2 separate regions of the Homo sapiens genome follow, and region 2 is linked to region 1. A link is a contact called in ENCODE Hi-C or POLR2A ChIA-PET data. All regions are on one chromosome and are shown on one strand. The core of a region is the stretch at or near the end of the contact, and the rest is flanking DNA. Distances in the headings are between cores, read along the strand shown.

Evidence for each region. Hi-C counts contacts between places; a loop is a spot of excess contacts on that map. ChIA-PET counts read pairs that join two places held with the same protein, here RNA polymerase II (POLR2A). Pooled maps may share reads with other maps.
Region 2: a loop to region 1 is called in a map of gastrocnemius medialis, with 15 times the contacts of the local background. The contact joins two enhancer-like sites. A Hi-C loop is called at or near these places in 11 of 168 maps with a recorded cell type or tissue (Right ventricle myocardium inferior, endothelial cell of umbilical vein, gastrocnemius medialis and 4 more), 3 of 37 single-sample maps with no recorded cell type and 13 of 50 pooled maps. POLR2A ChIA-PET finds 5 or more read pairs at or near these places in 10 of 52 experiments (AG04449, H1, HepG2 and 7 more).

The regions. Positions count from the first base shown.
Region 1 is chr1:234,884,827-234,888,391 of GRCh38, reverse strand. No RefSeq gene overlaps it. Among named protein-coding and RNA genes, the nearest start is that of LINC02971, 71 kb to the left of the region's middle. Within about 2 kb of position 1,981, at least 12 of the 41 ENCODE cell types and tissues checked have a DNase peak (open chromatin) inside an H3K27ac peak, as active enhancers do; they include gastrocnemius medialis, heart left ventricle, heart right ventricle and 1 more, where a contact is called at or near this core.
Region 2 is chr1:234,995,841-234,999,265 of GRCh38, reverse strand. No RefSeq gene overlaps it. Among named protein-coding and RNA genes, the nearest start is that of LINC03108, 17 kb to the right of the region's middle. RefSeq lists an enhancer at 130-1,329. Within about 2 kb of position 1,815, at least 33 of the 41 ENCODE cell types and tissues checked have a DNase peak (open chromatin) inside an H3K27ac peak, as active enhancers do; they include gastrocnemius medialis, heart left ventricle, heart right ventricle and 1 more, where a contact is called at or near this core.

The DNA of each region.
Region 1 (3,565 bases), core at 732-3,231:
GATTTGGGTGGGGACACAGCCAAACCATATCATATGCCTTCCTCCTTCTTTGCCATCTTAAACCCACTGATCCTTTCTAGGAAATCCTCCCAAGACTCTGACCTGGAGCTGACCCTCTGCAGCACCACCTCTTGGGCTTCCCAGGAGGCCATAAGTGTGCCAGGGGCGTCATAACCTGTGCACGTAAGCTTTTATTACTACCAGCTAACTTGGGGTATTTAGAACCATGGTAGTCTATGGCTAGATGTGACTTAGATTTCTGGTTTGTTTTAGAGCCAAGGTCTTCCCCTGTTGCCCAGGCTAAAGTGCAGTAGTGCAATCATGGCTCACTGCAGCCTTGAACTCCTGGGCTCAAGTGTTCCTCCCAGCTTAGCCTCCTGAGTAGCTGGGACTATAGCTGCATGCTGCCATACCTGGGTAATTTTTATTTTTTGTATAGGCGAGGTCTTGCAATGCTGCCCAGGCTGGTCCTGAATTCTGGCTTCAAATGATCTGCCCGCCTCGGCTTCCCAAAGTACTGGGATTACAGGCATGAGCCACCATGCCCACCCCAATTTTGATTTCTTAATTGAGAAATGAACAAACTGAAGGCAAGAGGCTGAGCCACCTGGGCAAGAGCCCCTGGACAGTTTGTCTCTAATTTCCCTTTGCTCTTCCGGTTTGCTGCCTCTGATTACTCTGCACTTAGTTTAACTGGGTGTACCTTGTCCCACTCATAAGCCTTTGATGACCTGGACTAAGCCTCACATGGGAACTCAATACTTATTTTTGATCAGATTAAATGCTCAATGCGTATTTGTTTCATTACATGGAAGACATGAAGAACAGATACATCATGCAAGATGTTCTTGCATGTAAGTTATTTGTTACGGAGCCCAGCCTTTGGCCACAGGACATGGAAACACCGCTCTCCCACTTTTTTGGTAGTGCCTTCTGCCATTCTTTGTAACCGAGAAGGTCAAGGCCAAAAGAGTGGTGGAGGCTAAGGGGTTAATCTCCATCCTCAGTCATCTCTCTTTGTTTCCTGTGCACCAGACACCCTTGAAACATTACCTGCAAGTTACTGGAGCTTTAAATCGAAATGTCAACCCTCTCTTCATTTCCACTTACCACGCTTGCCCCCGTGGGACGGATTGTACCGCTCTTAAAGTGGGTGATATCCTTTCTCATAACTCTTCTGTGGATGACTTAATCCCTGGAACATCTGCCATGTGGACTGAGGGCTCCTGGGAAATGAGCTTGGATCTTACTCTTTCGTTATGTCATTTGGTTCCCTGCTTCTGAACCTCAGCCTCAAAACCCAACCAAAATAAAAGGGAAAATATTTTTCTGAGTTCAGCATGACCTCAAGGTTCTTGGTGAGTGGGTAGAACTGGATGCCCACGGATGCTGACAGCTAAATGCATTTCTGCAGAGGGGCGAGGGCTATGGGTAGATGTCGCCTTTATGGCAAGACTGAATGCAAAGGGACCTGTTCCTATTTCCAGTGTGGAATCGTGTATGTGTTTCTCAGTCGGGTCTGTGTAAGGTGGTCAGCTGAGTGCAACCGCTTTCTACGTTTGCTAAGAAGACAGTGTTTGGGGCACGCTGGGTCCCAGCGTGACTGGGCAAGTATATTGCACAAAACCACCTGACTAATTCCTAACAGCAGCCAACTGCGTCTTTATGGATCCTGATTTAGACAAGGTGCTGTTCATTTGCTTAAAAAAGATATGAGTCCCAGACCAGGAGGAAACTGTCAAGGTTTGTTTCGCAACCTCCTTTAAAAGATCTGGAGTTGTCCTTCAATGGATAGAGAGGTAATTTATAAGCCTTCCCTTTAATCTAGTTTCCAAAAATAGTGGGGCTATCTCAGTCAAGACTGCCTCATTGCCAAGGTCCACTTGAATTTCAGAACATGGTGCTCTCCCTGCAGAGGCCCAGGGCACCAGGCAACTCAGGAGAGAAAACCCCTGCGGCTCCCTGGGGACCCCCAGGCTGCCGTGGGGCCAGGGACACGCAGGGCCTTTGATCTCCTGATGTATTTCTCTAAAAAGACATCCAAGAAGACACAGGAAGGAAGAAGGAGCCCCTGCTATCCCTCATCCAGTCGGTGCCCACCCACCCTGAGCTGGGGCTGGCTGCTGACCTTAGCCGAGGGCTCCCTGCACTCCCTGGATGTGTGGCCTTGGGTCCCCTGAGCCAGGAAGCTGGTGAGGATGGCTGGCCATCTGCAGGCTCCACCTTCCCACCTATGTCCCACTTAGCCTGCCCCTTTCAGAGGTTCCATGTTCTGCACCATAGACCCCTGGGCCATGGGAGACCCTAGCTGGGGAGCCGTCAGCCTCCTGAGGAGTGCTGACATCCTCTCTGCTCTACCTGAAGATGCTGAGTCTGGGTGGGCTGGGATGTCCAGCCTCCCTCTGTTTCTTGGCAGGGCGTGGCCTGGTTTTCTGGTCTCCTTTTGCTTTTGACCTATGCGACCCTCTTGGAATAGCTGCCACCCCACCAGACTGGCATGTGCATCTGGAGTCCCTCCCCCAGAGCCCGGGCCTCAGAGGGCGTGTACAGTTTGGGGCAGAGAATAGCCAGCTGGTTGTCAGGGGATTGCCTGTAAGAAGGGCTGTTGGTCTCTGAAACATGAAAGGGGAGCTGAGGACACCAGCTCAGTCGAGGGATAGTGAAATACAATCCCAGGGCTGTTGCCTGGCTCACTTGCCTATTTTGAGGGCTGGCCCAACCCTGGGCCTGCGTGTCTGTCCTCGTGGGGCCTGCTCGGTAGTCTTCAGTCCTTCCCATGATCACCCTTGGGCCAGGGGATCCCCGGAAGGCTGATCCAGTTACTCAGATAGTTTTGTGGTGCACCTGTGCATTCCTTTCTACATTTGAGAGATGTTTATTAAATAATTGCTCTGTGCTAGGCTTTTGGGAAACAAGTTAAAAAATAAGTGTGGTTCTGGCCCTCGGACATCTCACCATCTCAAAGACATGGCAGGCAAGGAGAGAGGTATGTCAGCAATGAAGAACTACAAAAATCTCAGGAGCAGACAGTCATAGACATTTGTTTTGTGGATCTGCAGGTTCAGGCTGTAGGTCTTCAGGGGTTGGCGGGGCTGATTTTACTCCATGGTGGTTCACCCTGGGTCCCAGGCAGGAGACTCTTCTTTTGATGATGGCAGAGATACAAAAGAGCAGTGGAAACATGCAAGGCTTGTCAGGCCTATGCTTGCAGCAGACACACTGGCCCTCTAACCACATACCTGTGCCCACTGCAAATTATACAACCAACCTGCAGCCAAGGGTTAGGGAAGAGCTCTCCTCTGTTGCAGGGCTGAGGGTGCAGGAGGGAAGAGCCAGGCTGATAATCCACCACTTGGGCAGTCTCTGCAGGCATGGGTGCCCCTGGGGGCCAGGTACAGACTGCAGTGGGGCATGAAGGAGCCTGGGACATGTGGCCTGGGAAGCTGGAGGCTAGTGCCTTGGGGCACTAGGACAGGGCCATGGGGAGGCCACAGGTCAGCAAAGGCATGAATGACCTTGGCTTCTTGGGCTGGGGAAACCAGAACCTCCAGGCAGGGTCTGTGTA
Region 2 (3,425 bases), core at 566-3,065, 110 kb before region 1:
CCCTGGAGAAACTCTACTCCGTAAGCGAGGCCACATACCAAGGTGACCTTTCCCTGCCAATGGAGAGTGTTGTTCACTCAAAAATAGAACTAAGCTGGGCGTGGTGGCTCACGCCTGTAACCCCAGCACTTTGGGAGGCTGAGGCGGGTGGATCACTTGAGGTCAGGAGTTCAAGACCAGCCTGGACAACATGGTGAAACCCGATCTCTACCAAAAATACAAAAATTAGCCTGGCGGTGCCTGTAGTCCCAACTACTTGGGAGGCTAAGGCAGGAGAATTGCTTGAACCCGGGAGGCAGAGGTTGCAGTGAGCCGAGATCACGCCACTGCACTCCAGCCTGGGCAAAAGAGCAAGACTTCATCTCAAAAACAAAAACAAAAACAAAAACAAAAACAAAACAAAAATAGAACTGATGATATGAAAGGCAGATGGCAGAGCTGAAAGATCCAACCCCTAGAGGAAGAACAGAGGCCCAAAGGAGAAGACCGGGGGTGGGATCCAGGCGGTGCTACTGTTACTATTTCTCATGGCAAGTCTCTTGACCTTATGACTACAGGTGAGCCTCCGCGACTCTTCCAACTCCCAGAGCAGCCTGAGGATCAAAGGTGCCTGTTAGTAGCCACTCCTTTAGGGCGGGCGGGGGCCAGGAAGAAGCCGTGACTCACAGGTACTGCCTGCTGGAGGGCTCTTTCTCTGCAGCAAATTGCTCTGGTGGAGAATTATAGGTGTGGAAGAGACTAACCTTAAAGGCTACAACTTTATAGGGTGTGAATAAAGGCTGACGCATGGTGCTTCCTAACAAAATAAGGGGAAGCTCCAGCTCCTGACCTCATCCAGAGAGGTCTTGACTTGTTCAGCGGGGCTTGGGTTGCTGGCGTTGCCTGGGATGCAGGCGGCACAATACCAGAGACCTAGGAGCAAATGAGAAACCCAGGCGCCAGGCCAGGAGAACAGGGCCTCGTCTTTCGGAAGATCTGGATACGTGCAGGCTCTGCACTTTCTTTGCTTTGAGACAACTGACTCCTGCAATTCCAATCACACAGGGACAACTGGGGAGGGACAGCTGTGTCCTTGCTATTTCAGGCATGTTGAGAACGTCCAGAAGGAAAATAATCTCTCATTCTCTCATGTTCCCCCACCCCAAAACATACACAAACCTATCGGGGCTGTGAGCCTCTCTGGCAAGATCTCTGGAGGTATCTGTACTCTGCCTTGTTTTATTGGCATTGATGACACGTCTTCCTGGCAAACCTGTATCATTCATTACAGCAGAACATAGGTTCTAGTGTCGTTACTGGAAGAAAATGATTCCTCCCTTCATTGCTCTAGTCTGCTGGACACAGTGTGGGGACTGATTGAAGAGACAGAAACCCCCGAGAAACAGGCCCCAGTTTCAGGCCAGAGCTGCAGGGTTGGGTCTCTCGGCTCATTGTGCAGGAGGAAGAGGAAGAGGGGGGAGAAGGCAGCCATCTGGTTTCCTTGGAAATCACACGGGAAGGTTAGAAGATGGGAGTCCAGGAGATGGAGTGTGGAAGTTTCTGCACCCAGTTCCGAAGCCCAGACTGTGAAGGGAATAGTTATGTTTCTTCTGGAAGCAGCCAGCACACAGTCCCAGAAGGAATCAGAACTGCTGTACAGATTTTTCCTGAAGGGGAGGACTGCCTGCCGCTAACGTCAGCAAGGAGAGACTACCTTGTTCCTCTGAAACCGAGTCAGCTTGCGGAGCTGAGTCAGAGGGAATGTTGTTGCTCACCCTGGAGCAGGGCCAGGATGTGAGGGCTGGACTTTGCTAAAAATAAGCCATTCATGTTTGGACATCATGCTCTGTCTCCTCGGATCCCTGGCATCTGGCGCTGTGCCATGTCCCGTGGCGCCCTGTGGTGTCCTGTGGGTTGAAGCCAGGGGCTGACTCAGGACCAGGATGTTCTCTGGACTCTTTTTCTGCTGGGTTGGGTGCAGCGGAGGCAATGCTTGGTGATGAGTTTTCGCCATCGCAGCTCTGGACCATGCCAAGGGCAGAGGCTGTAGTGGGAGACAGAGCTGGAAGAAGTTGCTGCTCAGGCGGGGGCCCACCCAAGGATGTCACTGGGGTCTGTTCCTCTGAGGGGCTGTCTTTCCTGGCCCTTTGTTGCCCCAACACCCCAGAAGCCAAGATATTTCCCTGACACAGCCCTTCCTAAAGCTGACACCTTTCACCAGCTATTAGGGAGTGGAGGAAGTGAGCAACTGTTTCTCCCAATAAAAAGAACTTTAAGGTGTACTCATTATTTAAAAATCAAACACAAAAAGAAAATATAAGGAAGAAAAAACACCGTCTATTATCTTCCTTCTCCCATAACTTTCTAGAGGAAAGATACATAGTTTTCAATGCACATTTTTGTATGCACGTTCAGGTGAATACATTTTGCTTTGATAAAAATGGGATTGTGTTAACATTTTCCAACTAATTTTCTTACTTTTTAAGAGATCATGGGCTTTTCGTAGCCATAATTACAGACTTACAGGATCGTTTAATAGCTTCATTTAGAGGAAGCATAATTTAACCTAGGCGTCGACAAACTTTTCCTGTAAATGGCCAGATAGTAAATATTTTTGGTTTTGTGGGTCAGATGGTCATTGCTGCAAACACTCAACTCTGTTATTGTAGCTCCAAATTGGTCAAAGACGTAAATGACCAGGTGTGGCTATGTTCCAATAAAACTTTATTCACAAAATAGGTCCTAGACTGGGTTTTGGCCCACTGGCCCACTTGCAGACCTGTGATTTAAACTGTCACCTACTGATGGGCATTTAAGAAGTTTCCAATGTTTTGCTATTAAAAACTGAGCCGAGATGGCGCCATTGCACTCCAGCCTGGGCGATAAAGCAAGACTCCGTCTCAAAACAACACAAAACAAAAAAACAGCACATAAATATGCCTTTGCGTGTATATGTATATGAGCAGGTGTATATTTGTATATATGCATATGTATACATACACACATAGTATATACATATATATGATTTATATATAAACAGGATTAATACACAGATATATGGTGTATATCTATGTGTGTGCGTATATATATACATATATACATATATATATACCTATATATACCCATATACCTATATACACATATATATACCTATATATACCCATATACCTATATATACACATATATACCTATATATACACATATACCTATATATACACATATACCTATATATACACATATACCTATATATACACATATACCTATATATACACGTATACCTATATATACATATACCTATATATACATATATCTCTATATATACATATATACCTATATATACATATATCTCTATATATACATATATACCTATATATACATATATCTCTATATATACATATATACCTATATATACATATATCTCTATATATACATATATACCTATATAT